Regions from separate parts of the Homo sapiens genome. Here region 1 is linked to region 2. A link is a contact called in ENCODE Hi-C or POLR2A ChIA-PET data. All regions are on one chromosome and are shown on one strand. The core of a region is the stretch at or near the end of the contact, and the rest is flanking DNA. Distances in the headings are between cores, read along the strand shown. Region 1 overlaps EHHADH-AS1 (EHHADH antisense RNA 1). Region 2 overlaps EHHADH (enoyl-CoA hydratase and 3-hydroxyacyl CoA dehydrogenase).

The links. Hi-C counts contacts between places; a loop is a spot of excess contacts on that map. ChIA-PET counts read pairs that join two places held with the same protein, here RNA polymerase II (POLR2A). Pooled maps may share reads with other maps.
Region 1: a loop to region 2 is called in a map of MCF 10A, with 13 times the contacts of the local background. The contact joins two enhancer-like sites. A Hi-C loop is called at or near these places in 2 of 168 maps with a recorded cell type or tissue (MCF 10A and endothelial cell of umbilical vein), 3 of 37 single-sample maps with no recorded cell type and 6 of 50 pooled maps. POLR2A ChIA-PET finds 5 or more read pairs at or near these places in 2 of 52 experiments (HEK293T and RWPE1).

The regions. Positions count from the first base shown.
Region 1 is chr3:185,171,078-185,178,274 of GRCh38, reverse strand. EHHADH-AS1 (EHHADH antisense RNA 1) reads right to left here. Exons shown (of 7, transcript NR_038990.1): 2 at 837-955. Among named protein-coding and RNA genes, the nearest start is that of EHHADH-AS1, 12 kb to the right of the region's middle. RefSeq lists enhancers at 2,016-2,540, 2,500-2,794, 2,541-3,065. Within about 2 kb of position 2,699, at least 16 of the 41 ENCODE cell types and tissues checked have a DNase peak (open chromatin) inside an H3K27ac peak, as active enhancers do.
Region 2 is chr3:185,211,086-185,218,346 of GRCh38, reverse strand. EHHADH (enoyl-CoA hydratase and 3-hydroxyacyl CoA dehydrogenase) reads left to right here. Exons shown (of 7, transcript NM_001966.4): 5 at 107-211. Among named protein-coding and RNA genes, the nearest start is that of MIR5588, 39 kb to the left of the region's middle. Within about 2 kb of position 1,571, at least 4 of the 41 ENCODE cell types and tissues checked have a DNase peak (open chromatin) inside an H3K27ac peak, as active enhancers do.

The sequences.
Region 1 (7,197 bases), core at 1,450-3,949, 41 kb after region 2:
AACACAACAGCCAGAATAGCTCTTGTATTCAAAATAGTCCGTGGTTTTCTATCTTATTTAGAGTAAAAACCAGCCTTTACAATGCTACAAGACCCTACATGATCTAACCCCATTAGCTCCCTGACCTCACCTTCTGAATGTTTTGCTCATTCTCTGTCCAAGCCAACGTGGCTTCCTTGGTATTTTCTGAACATGCCAAGCAAACTCCCACCCCAGGGCCTTTGCACCTCCTATTCTGTCTACCTGAAACTCACTTCCCTCAGCTATTGCACAGATTTCTGCCTCACTTCTTTCCTTCTGCTTTGAAGTCACCTTGTTAGAAGGGCTTTCTCTGATGATTCCGTATCAACAGCAACCATTCCCTTCCCCAATATTCCCTGTCTCCTTGATCTTGCATTTTCTTCATAGCACAGTTACTGTCTGACAATACTTTCTATGCTTCCCCCTCTAAAATATCAACTCCTTACAAGCAGTCATTTTTGGTGTTTTGTTTGTTGTTGTGTCTGGAACCTAGACCAGTGCCTGGACATCGGAGATGCTCAATATATTTGTTGAAGAAATAAAAATCTTAGTTTATACCTTGTCTTAGACTAGCCATTCTAAAAGATCCCACCTTGTGTTCTGCATGCTGGAGATTAGCCCAGGCTATGTTAGAACACTGAAGGAAGGCCGTAGAAAGATTGCTCATCCATCATCTGCCTCAAAACTACCTGGCACAGCTTAACGTAAGAAATGTAAAAGCCAAATTTCCATTGGTAACCTAACTTTCGCCTTGTCTACCCACCCCTAATTATAGAACAAATGATCCAAAAAAAGTTTGATGATTTGTGACTTACATTAAAAAAAAATCTCATAGTCCCAGCTACTCAGGAGGCTGAGGCAGGAGAATTGCTTGAACCCAGGAGGTGGAGGTTGCCATGAGCCAAGATCATGCCTCTGCACTCCAGCCTGGATTCTGCCTCAAAAAAAAAAATTTAAAGGAATTAAAAATCAAATTACATTTCATTGTACAATTTACAAATCCACTTTTTCGAGACAATAATATTACATAACAAAGAATATAAAACTCAAGAATATTTGTTATTAGAATGTATGAGTATTTGAAATATGAACTGTTACAGAAAACGTCTTGGCCATACCACTAAATTGTCAGTTACCCAACTGGCCCTCGGAAACATCTCATAATGTAGACTCTACGTTGGAAAATAAAACAAACTTAATGAAGCGCAATTGATAATCACTTCCAAGAACTCAAAGTATGGAGTGTGGGTTTCGTCTTGCTGTGTTTTGTTTTGTGTTTTTGCTGCACTGCCCACCAGATGGTGCTGTTGAGAAGTTTTCTTAAAAATTCTGAGTTCGGGGTCAACTATTAACTAAGTAATAGAATATAATTTCTATGTTCAATAGCGGTTCTCTAATATTGTTTTTATTACTTTAGACAAAATGTTCTGTAGGCTCCTGGAACTTGTGCATGGGTGGGATGCGGGTCAGTTTCATAAATAATAGGCAATGTGAGTCGGTGGAAATTGGAGATAGAATTTCAGCTGCAGCAGCATTTGAAATTAGTAGATTTTCATGATCATTATGTACTTGGCTTCCCAGAGTTAAAATATTATGTAAGATGTACACAATTTTTTGTAGCTCTTGTTCAGCCTACAAGAGTGAGCATAATAATACCATTTCAATTTTTAAAATCCAATTGCTTATTCTTACATGGTTCCTGAAAAGCTAGCTTTATTAATTCTTTAAAATATGGGCAAGAATTTTAAAAATAATAATTTAACAGTTGGATTTGTGGCTCTTTCTACACAGATATTTTGTCTATTAGTAAATTCAGGGATTTTTTTGAGTGTATGCTATATACTGTATATCACTGTAATCATAGTACGAGCCATTCATACAGTATAGCAATTAGTCTACCTGGCCATTTCCTAAGAGCCACTAATTTTAATGAGAAAATCAGTGAATATAGGTAGTCAGATTTTACCTGATTTGCTACCGTTTTAGAGCTTTCATGGAAATTTGAGAGTCAGTGACCTCTTTTATTTTATCCTTTGTGCAAATGGAACCTTGCCGTGAAATAGGCATTACACTTGCTTTTTCAGATTAAATTCCAGCTTCTTTACCTTTTACATGTTGACTCTATTTTCCATCTTTTAATCATTATTGTCACCAGAATTGGGACGAGAAAAGGAAGGCGCCATTTACATAATCACTTGGCTAATCATGTACATTTATTTACATAAGTTATAAATCTATCTGAGAGAATGAGAAGCAGACCCGGGGGGAGTGAAGAGCCTGGGGTGGGGGTTGGGACTTCCCAAAGGTCCTTCAGGGAGAGGGAATCTGAGATGTTAGCTTTCCGGAAGTCAGAAGAGCGTGGACAGCAGACATCTGGGCTTGAGGGCGCTGGGGCCTGCCTGCGGGGAAACACAGGCCACGAGATTGTCTCTGGGGAGAGCGAGAGAAGAAAGCGAAGCAGGCGGCCTAAGCAACACTCAATGTACTGCTTTCTCCTTTTCTCTCCAGCTGATGTTCCCACTTCCCAGGGCCTCCGCCGGGACGTGGGGATGCAGAGGATCAGCAGCTGTTCTGCTGGGCTGCTGGCAAGGGAGTGGCTCTAGCACAGACACCCCTTTCTTCTTCCTCGGAGGGAGCAGGAAGTTGCTGAGTGAAGCGTTGTTTCTCAACCTCTCCACCCCCCAGTTATCAGAGGCAAGGCTCTGTGTGGCCGTCTGTCTCCTGTTCCTGGGCAGGGCTGGGCCAGAGGACAACACCAAGATAAATAACCCCAGCATACTAGGGCCCTCTTTTACTGCTTGTGGACTTAGGCAACCTGGCAGTGCTAGCCAGATTCCAAGGCTAGAGGCTGGCTTAAGCGAAAGGGGCAATTTGGGGAGTGGTCTTGCTCTGATGCCCCAGAGCTGTTTGTTTTTGTGCCTCTAGTTAGTAGAATATTTGGAGCCATAATTGCCAAATGTGTAAAACCACACCGTTTTTGGGTTAAAGAGAGACAGACGAGAGAAAGAGACAGACACAAAATGCATCTTTAATATACCTTAAAATATGTGTATATGCATAATAATAATTGTCCTTTTTTCTTTTGTTTTCCTAAAATCAGAACAGGACAGCACACTCTCTCTGTCCACCCATCAAGTTCATCATCTGTGGATCACTGTATTTATCATTGAAAAAACATACACCACCCCTAATATTGCAGAGCAGCATTCTAAATATTCTGCTTGTATTAACTCATTTAATTCTCACAATACCCCTATGCAGTAGGCATTCCAGTATTATTATCACCGTTTTACAGATGAGGAAACTGAAGCACAGAAAGATTACTTTTCCAAGGACACACAGAGATAAACCCAAGTTTTTTGTTTGTTTATTTGTTTTTTGTTTTGTTTTTGATTTTGTTTTTGTTTTGAGACGGAGTCTTGCTCTGTTGCCAGGCTGGAGTGCAGTGGCGCAATCTCGGCTCACTGCAACCTCCGCCTCCTGGGTTAAAGTGATTCTCCTGCCTCAGCCTCCTGAGCAGCTGGGACTATAGGTGTGCGCCACCATGCCCAGCTAATTTTTGTATTTTTAGAGATGGGGGTTTCACCGTGTTGGCCAGGGTGGTCTCGATCTCTTGACCTCGTGATCTGCCTGCCTCGGCCTCCCAAAGTGCTGGGATTACAGGCATGCACCACTGTGCCCAGCTGTTTTTTTGTTTTTTGGTTTTTTTTTTACTGTAAGTTGTGGGATACATGTGCTGAACATGCAGGTTTGTTACATAGGTATACATGTGCCATGGTGGTTTGCTGCACCTATCAACCCGTCTCTGGGTGATAAACCCAAGATTTTAACGTGGGCAATCTGGCTCTAGAGTCTATGCTACTAATTATTATGCTATGCAATTTGTACTTATTTATAAATCACACACATATGCTACTGTAATAACATTAGTATATACCTCATGAAACACAAACATATACGGACATTTTAAAAGGCAATGTTAAAAATAAATATAAATATAATTTCTGATATTTTCTTCCTTGACTCCAATAGATTGTCTTGTAATCCCCCATTTTAGAGACCACTGTTTGAGAATTTGGAGCCCTGTGGAAAGAGCCTGACCACGACAGGCTCAGGGAACATGAGCTGTACCACTTCACCATTAATACAGTGAGCTTCCGATACTTTCCAGCACCATGCTTCCTTTTTAACACAACCAAGTTTTGCAGATGCTCATATAAGAGTTGTACCTTTAGGCCGGGTGTGGTGGCTCACGCCTGAAATCCCAGCACTTTGGGAGGCCGAGGCAGGCAGATCACCTGAGGTCATGAGTTTTAGAGCAGCCTGGCCAACATGGTGAAACCCCGTCTCTACTAAAAATACAAGAATTAGCTCCAGATGGTGGTGTGCACCTGTAATCCCAGCTACTCAGGAGGCTGAGGCAGGAGAATCACTTGAACCCGGGTAGTGGAGGTTACAGTGAGCCAAGATCGTGCCATTGCACTCCACCCGGGGCAACAAGAGCGAGATTCCGTCTCAAAAAAAAAAAAGGGGGGGTTGTACCTTTTGTATCTGTTGATTGAGAAAAGACACTATAATTGAAGCTATTGAGTAACACGTGCTTTCAAATGACTTGATTAATTACAGCGGCACCTACATAATGTAAAAAGTGGCCCACACATATGCAAGTCACATTAATTTTTCAGTCTACGTAGAATACTCAGTATATATATGGATTTGCTTGCTTCTTCTGGGTCCCCGGCGTGCATAACCTTTGTAGATGCTGGAATTTGTTAGTGTGGTGGAAAGATTTTGAGTTCACAAGCCAGTCAGAAATGAGTTTGAATTCTAGTCTCACATATGCGACCTGAAATAAACAACGAATTTTTTCCCTGCCTGAGTTTCCTTGTTTGTAAAAGGAGGATAATACATCCTTGCTTGTTTGTTGTAAGCACAGCTATATATAAAAAGTCTCGGATACATATTGACACAATAAATGGCAGCCATTATTCTCAGAAGCAGATTTACTCCGAAGCTAGCAAAGCTTACAGCTCTTGGCAGGGGCTCTTTCCAAGACTTCAGGAAGGCCCTGGCAATTTTGTGATTTGTAATCTTGTACTCTTTTCCTTAAAAAGGGCCCCTAAAATTATATACCTGTCAGGTTCTCATTGGATCCGCCGAATTACTGCTGTGCTATGCTTCCACTTAAAGGGAATATCTGAGAAACGAGGTACTATAATGACAGGTAAAGTGCCCCGCCCCTCTGATTAGAGCCAATGATGGGAGTGCATGTGAATTGCTGAGGCAGGTTCAGAGCCAGTTCCCAGAAAAAGGGTTTAAACAGCTACCCTCCAAGGAGAAGTGAAAGTGATTGCACTAAGTATTCAGCCTCATGGGGGTGGGGGTGTGGAGAGAGGGGCACTGAGAGGGAGCTGGGATGCTTCCTGACTCCCCTAGGCTCTGCGTAGCAACCAACCATGTCAGCAGGGGTGCGCTTCCCATGTGCCCTAGTCAGACTCAGAATTAAAATCTCTTAGTTGGGCTCTGAATAATGTCCTAAACTGGTGGTTCTCAACTCTGGATGCACAGAAGAACAATCTGGGGAGTTCTGAAAAAATACTACCCCGGAGATTCTGACTGACTTGGCCCAGGGAACTGGTATTTTTATGCACTCCTCAGGAAGTGTCAATGTACAGTCAGGTTGGGGAACCACTGCCCAAACTAGTACGTGCAGTTTCAGTAGGACAGACAGTGGAGTCAAAGCTAGTGCCCAGCAGTGGGAGAGACAGCAGCAAATGGCACAAATCTTTCTTAGGACTCCCGTGGGGCAGGCACTGTGCTTGGAACAAAGATGCCTAAGAGCTCTGACTGTCGCTGGCACACAAGGAATTTACAGTCTAATCAAGGTGTACCGGCTGCCATGATTCTTACAAGAGGGACTCTGAGCTCAGCTAGGATGTGTCAAGGAAAGCCTCCTGGAGTGACTTGAGTCATACAGGATAAAGTAATTATCCAGATGAAGAAAGGAAAAGTGGGGTTTAGGGATATGAATTACGATATTGCATTGAGTGTATTGACTGGGCTGGGGCTGTGGGAATGACATGAAATTCCAGATTAGTAGAACGAAAAAACAGTGAGGCAATGAACATTCATCAGCTAATGTAAAGGAGTAAAGAGACATTGGACCATGGGGCAAGCTAAAGGGGCAGCTGGACTGGCTGGAAATGTGCCAGAGGAGCAGCCCTGGGAGCAGAGGGTGATGGCACAGCTCTTGGGTGACCAGTGAGAACCACAAGTCCATCCAGCCCAGATGAAGCGCCTCTGCATCCCAAGCTGGAGAAGGAGGGGCCACAGGGCTCTCGACAGACCTAGCCCAAGAGGATGATAGAATGGGAAGGAGGACCACTTTCACTGGGATTGATTGCCTTTGGGGTCACATGAAAGGTCCATGAACTTTCCTTCTCAGGCACAGCTCTGGGAGGGCTGTTTGACAAATAGGGAGATTTCAGGCCATCCTGAAACTTAGCCCATCTCCACTGGCCTGGCACTGCTGTTTCCAAAACTACTTCATTTAGGAGCTCAACAATTTGTGTTTACTCTCAATAATATGTTTTGTTTATAAGTTTTTTCTTCTTCTTTTTTTAACATTTTGAACATCCATCTTGTCTATGATACTGCCCTGCATGCTTCCATAATCAGAAATTTGTTTCCCTTCTTCCACTGGGAACATGTTTTCCTGTTTGTGTTTCTAGAGCATTTAACCAGTTGGTTCTAGTTTATATTTAACACTCTGACTCATGATAATAACTGTTTACTATGTTCCTGGCATTATGCTAAGTGCTTTATGTACAATAACTGAGTTATTCTGCAAAAGTACCCTCAAGATACGTATTATGGGTCCCATTTTACCACTAAGGAAAAGGAGACAGAAATTTTAAGGAACTTGCCAAAGACTATCTGAGTCCAAAATACTGTTCTTAATTGCACTCTCTCTCTCTCTCTCTATCTATATATATACACACATACACATATATGTATAAATATATATGTAAATGCTTCTTTATACCAATAGCATTTTGTCATGATTCTTTTCCATACTGTACTCCTTCTGTTTTGTCATATATTAAGCTCTTAGCGTTTGAATTAATGTGTTAAATCTGTTTATTTCAGATTCAGTAACTTATTCTATTTTTAATT
Region 2 (7,261 bases), core at 322-2,821:
ATTTATATCCAGACAGACAGCCTTTCCTACTAGAGAGAGTAATGCTTTTGCTTTAATCTTACATCGCTCTTTGATTTGTTGTTATTGTTGTTGTTGTTTATTTCAGGAAGACGTATTTTAGCAGATGAAGCACTCAAGCTGGGCATTCTAGATAAAGTTGTAAACTCAGACCCGGTTGAAGAAGCAATCAGATTTGCTCAGAGAGTTTCAGGTAAGAAGATAATAATAAAAATAGCCAAAGACTGTAAACAGGATACATGTTCATTTAAATAAGAAACTCCTGGCCGGGCGCAGTGGCTCACGCCTGTAATCCCAGCACTCTGGGAGTCCGAGGTGGGCGGATCACGAGGTCAGGAGATCGAGACCATCCTGGCTAACACGGTGAAACCCCGTGTCTACTAAAAAATACAAAAAATTAGCCGGGCGTGGTGGCGGGCGCCTGTAATCCCAGCTACTCGGGAGGCTGAGGCAGGAGAATGGCGTGAACCCGGGAGGCGGAGCTTGCAGTGAGCCGAGATCGCGCCACTGCACTCCATCCTGGGCGACAGAACGAGACTCCGTCTCGAGAAAAAAAAAAAAAAGAAAATCCTGAGGCTGGGTAATTTATAAAGAAAAAAAGATTTAATTGGCTTACAGTTCCGCAGGTTGTACAAGCATGGTACCAGCATGTGCTCAGCTTCTGGTGAGGTCTCAGAGCTTTTACCCGTGGTTGAACGTGAAGCAGGAATAGGCACGTCATATGGCAAGAGAGCAAGAGAGAAGTGTGGAGGTCCCAAACTCTTTTTTTTTTTTTTTTTTTCTGAGACAGAGTCCCGCTCTGTTGCCCAGGCTGGAGTGCAGTGGCGCGATCTTGGCTCACCACAACCTCTGCCTCCTGGGTTCAAGTGATTCTCTTGCCTCAGCAGCCCAAGTAGCTGGGAATACAGGCGTCCGCCCACCATGCCCCGCTAATTATTGTATTTTTAGTAGAGACGGGGTTTCACTATGTTTGCCAGGCTCATCTCGAACTCCTGACCTCGTGATCTGCCTGCCTCGACCTCCCAAAGTGCTGGGATTACAGGCATGAGCCACCGCGCCTGGCCCCAAACTCTTCTAAACAAGCTGATCTCTCATCAACTAAGTGAAAGCTCTCTTATCACCAAGGGGATGGTACTAAACCGTTCCTGAGGGATCAGCTCCCATGACCCAGTAACCTCCCACCAGGCTCCCACCTCAAACACTGGGGACCACATTTCAACATGAGATTTGGAGCGGACACACATCTAAACCATATCACAGGCTCTATAATTTACCGCAGTAAAACTGTGGGCCTTGAGAACTTCTGTCTCCGCAAACTGAGTTATGTCCTTCTCTCAGTGGTTTCTTACTTTATGGACTCGGGATGTTCCTTTCAGAGTTCTTTCAGTGGCACTCACAGAGGTTTTTTTGTTTGTTTCACAGTTTCTTTTCAGTCTATGGATGTTGTCATCTTTAAATGAGCAAGATGGAGAGGGTAAAAATAGCCAGAAAAAAATAATTGGGAAGAGTATTGCGTTACAGGCAGAACAGAGTGCTGGTCTCCCGCTTGGTGGCAGGCAATGGCCCAGTGTCATTCAAAGGCATTCTTTTGAAGGAGTCATTCTTTTGTTGACCTTGGCAGAGACCAAACACTTTCCTGAAATAATCTTTCTTTTTTGTGGCTCTAGCCAGTTACTGTTTCAATGTGAAAGTAAAAGCTTGAACTGGAGAGGGGAGGAACGATGGGGAGAAAATAATGGAGACCCCTAAAGAGAATCAGCAAGTCCTTGCCCAAATAGAAATAAATTTCCTACTATTTTTCTCGGCCTTTCAGGCAACCTTCACTGTGTTTTCATCATTGTGCTTCCCGAGGGGGCTTATTGTTTTGTTAGAAGTCACTTGACAGACACACAGCAAAGGCTATTTGCATTTGGAGGTCCCGAAATGATTCTTTGGTTTGCTAAAGGTAGACCCGTGTCTGTCATTCACATCTGTAGTTTTAGTTTGTAAAGGTCTCAATTTCAACAGGAAGTTCTTTTCCTTAAGTGATTTCCCTAGATTCTGATTTGAGAATTAAGTTACTTCAAGAAATAGTTGAGGTTCATGATCTAGGAGACCTGGATCCAGGTCTCAACCTTAGCTACATTTCTAAAATGGTCTGGTTATAACTTTAATTTATTCACAATTTAAAATTAATTGTAAACATTAAATTAAGCATTTTTACTTTATAAAACTTACAAAATAGTGTTTCATCTCAACGACATTATACAGTTTGTCCACTTGGTGGCATCCAAATATTGAGGCACCATTTGCTTTAAACCTGTAATTCACCTTTTAACACTTCAGGGCTTTAGACAATTATGTGTTACTATTTTAAATTATAATCATGAAAACTATATAGAAAAATGTAAAATTGTGATATAAAAATGTGTAGAATATAAATGTACATGTATTTGCAATTATACAGTATATAATCGTGTATAGAGTAATGATCATTATCTGGAGTATGTATGAATACAGATACAAATGGAAAGGAAATAAGCAAAAATGAAAATGTTAGTTTTTCTCCAAAATTTCTTAAGTGATTTTTGCTTTTGTTTTGTTTTATTCTCCAGCTTAGGATAAGTTAGTTTTCTCAAACATTTCTAAATTATTTTTGGTTTTGTTTTTATTTTTTCCAGCTGTATTGAGGTGTAATTTCTACAGATAAAATTCATGCATTTTAAGGGGGAGTTTGGTGAATTTTGGTAGTTGTTTACAGTTGTATAACCATGGCCACAATCAAAATATAGTTCTATCACCCTAAAAAGTATTCTCATACCCCTTTCCCATAAATCCTTTTTTCTTCCCCTTGGCCGCAGGCAACCAGTGACCTACTTTCTGTCATACTTTTATGGTTTTTTTAGAATCTCATATGGATGAAATCATGCAGTAGTATATAGTCTTCTGTGGCTGGCTTTATTTTGTATAATGTTTTTGAGAGCCATTCCTATTGTTGCATGCATTAATATTTTGTTCCTTTTTATTGACTTGTATTCCACATTGTGGGTAAACCACAATTTGTTTATCCATTATCAGTTGATGGACATTTAGTTTGTTTCCACTTTGGGCCTACACAAGTCTTTGTAGACATAGTTTTTCCTTTTTCTTGGGTAAATACCTGAGAATAGTATTGCTGGGTTGTAATAAGTGTATGCTTGACTCTTAAATGCTTTTTAAAATTTATTAATAAAAAAATCAGTGATTTAAAAGACACTAATTTTTGCCAAGCAGATCAGAACAGATGGAACAAATACGGTGAGACTGAGTTTAAATAAGCTCTCATTAGAATGCTTGTAATACATCCTGTCTAGAAGGCAGCTGGACAATCACTTATAGAGGCTTAAAATTACTCATACCTTTTCACTTAGTTTTTCTATTCTTAGGAATTTACCATAGAGAAATAATCACATAAATACACAAAGATTTGTATACAGTAATACTCACTAAAGCTTTTAGATTATCATAAAATATTGGAAACAACTCAAATATTTAGTTCTGGGAAATTAATTATGTAAAAACGATAATCTCAATGAACTGACTCCATTCAGCTATTACAACTTCCATTTTTAAAGAAAGTTGAAGAACTTGGAAAATTGCTTACATATAGTATTAAGAAGAAAACAGCCAGGTAGAAAATTTTACAAGTGTGTGCGTGTGTTCTTATATGTACCTGCATAAGGAAAAAACTATAAGGCGATGTAACAAATTTTCAGTAGTGGTTGTACTTGGGTGGTAGGTAATCTAGACTCTTGATTTGAAAAAAAATTTATCTTTTCCTAATATCTAAGTCATTAAATTTACCCCCTCCCCCAAAAAAATGGATGACTTTGGGAGGCCAGTGTGGAAAGGACGCAGTCTGTTAGAGAAATGGGCTCAGGACTGGAGGTCAGGAGAGACAGAGGTCTCAGCTTTAGCTACGGGACCTTAACAAATCATCTTTGGGGCTTTGTTTTATGTATTGGTAAAAGAAAGGGTTCAACAAAATTAGCTGGTTTCAAATCATGTTCTGAGACCTCACAGGCTACAGTGGTTGGGTGCTTAGTTATTTGTCCTTGCAACAACTCAAGCAAGGTTTTGGGGTGTAATGTGTGTTTTGGGGTTTAATGATTAGAATCCCATGGAAACCCTAGGACTTTTACTGTTTTTTCTTTTTTAAATGAGTTCCACTGTTTGAAATCCTATGATTTCTTGGTGCTGCTTTGTAATAGACAAACGCTGGAGATCAAGGTAGAGAAAAAGACAGATCAACCAAGGATTAACTCAGAATCTTGTCAACATTTGCCATTTATTCTCTTACCAAATTTATAATTTAAGGAGGCCTATTTATTTGCCTTTCATTTTCATTTGAGGTATTGTGCCTATCTTTTCTTTTTGTGCTTCCCCACTTTCCTCTTTTTTCTCTTTCTTTTTTTCTTTTTTTTTTTTTTGAGACGGAGTTTCGCTCTTGTTGCTCAGGCTGGAGTGCAATGACATGACCTCGGCTCACTGCAATCTCCTCTTCTCAGGTTCAATTGATTCTCCTGCTTCAGCCTCTGGAGTAGCTGGGATTACAGGCATGCATCACCACACTCAGCTAATTTTTGTAGTTTTATTAGAGATGGAGTTTCACCATGTTGGCCAGGCTGGTCTTGAACTCCTGACCTCAGGTGATCCACCCGCCTCTACCTCCCAAAGTGCTGGGATTACAGCCGTGAGCCACCGCACCCAGCCTCTTTGTTTTAAATACAGTGGTTAGTGTGTGGTCATTTAGCAGAACAAAATTGATGGATTAACTTGAAGGAAAGTTTCCACAAAAATTCAATATGTTAATTACATTAAATATATATGCATTTATTAGAAATCTATAGTTATGGAAAGCTAGAGCAATTGTCTTGATCTAGAGCCATGGTCCTCAAACTTCACTGTGCATCAAAATTGCTTTTTGGTGGGCTTGTTAAAGCACGGTTAGCAGGGCCCCACTCATTACTTTCTGATTCATTAAATCTGGGGTGGGGCCCAAGAATTTGTATCTCTAACAAACATGCTTAGGTGATGTTGATGCTGTGTTCTGGGGACCACACTTTGAGAACCATTGATATACAGAGAACAAGGGTAAGAAAGGAGATAATTTTTGCTAGTTTTGATTTTTTTTACACCTGACACGCAAACACTACCTATAGTCTTTTTTTTTTTTTTTTTTTTTTTTTTTGAGACAGAGTCTTGCTTCTTCACCCAGGCTGGAGTACAATGGTGCAATCTTGGCTCGCTGCAACCTCCGCCTCCTGGGTTCAAGCAATTCTCCTGCCTCAGCCTCCCAAGTAACTGGGATTACAGGCACAAGGCAGCACACCCGGCTAATTTTTGTGTTTTTAGTAGAGACGGGGTTTCACCATGTTGACCAGTCTGGTCTCGAACTCCTGACCCCAAGTGATCCACCTGCCTCTGCCTCCCAAAGTGCTGGGATTACAGGCGTGAGCTACCGCACCCAGCTGCTATAGTCTTAAAGATATTTTTGTAAATCAGTTATGAAAGGCATGGTTAAAATGCATACACATATGGTTGCACAACCTTGTGAATATTCTGAAAAACACTGAACTATACACTTTAAAGTGGTGACTTTTGTGGTATGCAAAGTCTGTCTCTGTCTTAAAAAAATACATGTTGAATTTTTGTATTCCCTTTTCCCATTTGTAACCATATTCCAATTATTCAGCCTATTCTCACTCCCACTGCTCAAATGTTTGCTTTAAAACAACAACAACAACGAAAGAAGAAGATGAAGAACATTTATTTAGTTTCTACTTCTTATAGGAAAGGAGGGAGAAAAGGGAATTTCCAATGGTCAAGGTTCCAATCAGCACTTTTGGAACCAATTACGAGTGGGAAGGGAGTGTAGAAGGTTAACATACCTAAAACGCAATTTGGGACTTAGCGGCACATTTCTCTACAAACTTAACACTGTATCCTGGTGAGTTGACTGTGGAAGTTCATTAGCTTTATGCATTTTAATGTTCGTATTCTATGAAGCCTCCCAGACTACTGCAGTGCAATGGATTTAGCAGTGCAATGCAGAATTACTTGGCCAAACCAGATTGCATTGGCTAAACTAGGGAGGGGAGCATCCTATAAAATGCTATATATTTGCACATGCATGTGGCTAGCAGCCTGCCTGTTTCTGAACTAAGAACTCCTGTTCTCATGTGCATGTTTCTGGCATGATGCTGAATGTGTGTGCTGTTATTCAAAGACCAAGAGACTAAAGGCTCTCTCTCTCTCTACCTTCCCCAGCTGGAATGGGCACAGGGAATTATCCAGCTGGGAGTGTCAACTCTGGAACCTAATGCTCCGTTTTCCTTTCTGTAATGAACCCTGGTCCTGTTCCTGTGGCTGTGCTGGGCTGTGTTAGCCACTTTTAACAATTCTAATTCTGCCTAAAGACCTTGGTCTATTTGTTCTTTTGGAGTTGTGGCTTTTAAAAAACCTTAGTGGTTTTATTTGTCTTTCTCTTCATTTTATCTTCTTCACTTTGTAATTTATTTTTACCCGCTGTGAACATTTATATGAACATGTTTCAAAAGAGCAGAGTGACCTGCCTTACATAGGAGGCCTACGCACATGTCTAAATTGAGCTTCCTTTTTACCTGCTAGACAAGTTCTGTGGGTCACCTTCTTGAAGCCTGTTAATGTGCAGTTATTCTGTCTGTCCTTTGCAAAGCTTTTATGATGGACACAGCTTTCTGTTTATCAGGGTTAGAGAGAGAGAGAGAGACAGATTCCTTGATGTCTGTGTTCACGATTTCCGTGAACCGCATGTTGAGTCTCTCTTTAGCCTAGGCAGAGAAAATCTTTTCCTGCCATTACAGCAGAAGAAGAAGGGAAAATAATCACCTCCTTTTGTTCCTTCAGAAACGTGACTCACTTATCTTTTTTATCAAAAATGTCATAGAATACCTCATAGAACTAAGAAAAAATGTGAATGGGTCAAGGAAAGAATTCAATTAATAGTATATTTGAATCACTGATTACTTCCTTTCCTCCCCATTTCCCTGGGCAGCCAATGCTGATGCTGACATACTGACACTTGCCTCTCTTATTGTATAGGTACTGCTGAGTGACTTGAAAACTACCAAGTATACAAGAAATACACTTTGAAAACAACTGTACTTATACACCCAAAGGGGAAATTCTGAATATCTTATAACTGAAGTTGTAAGATAACAGCATCCTTAGTTATAGCTGTAGC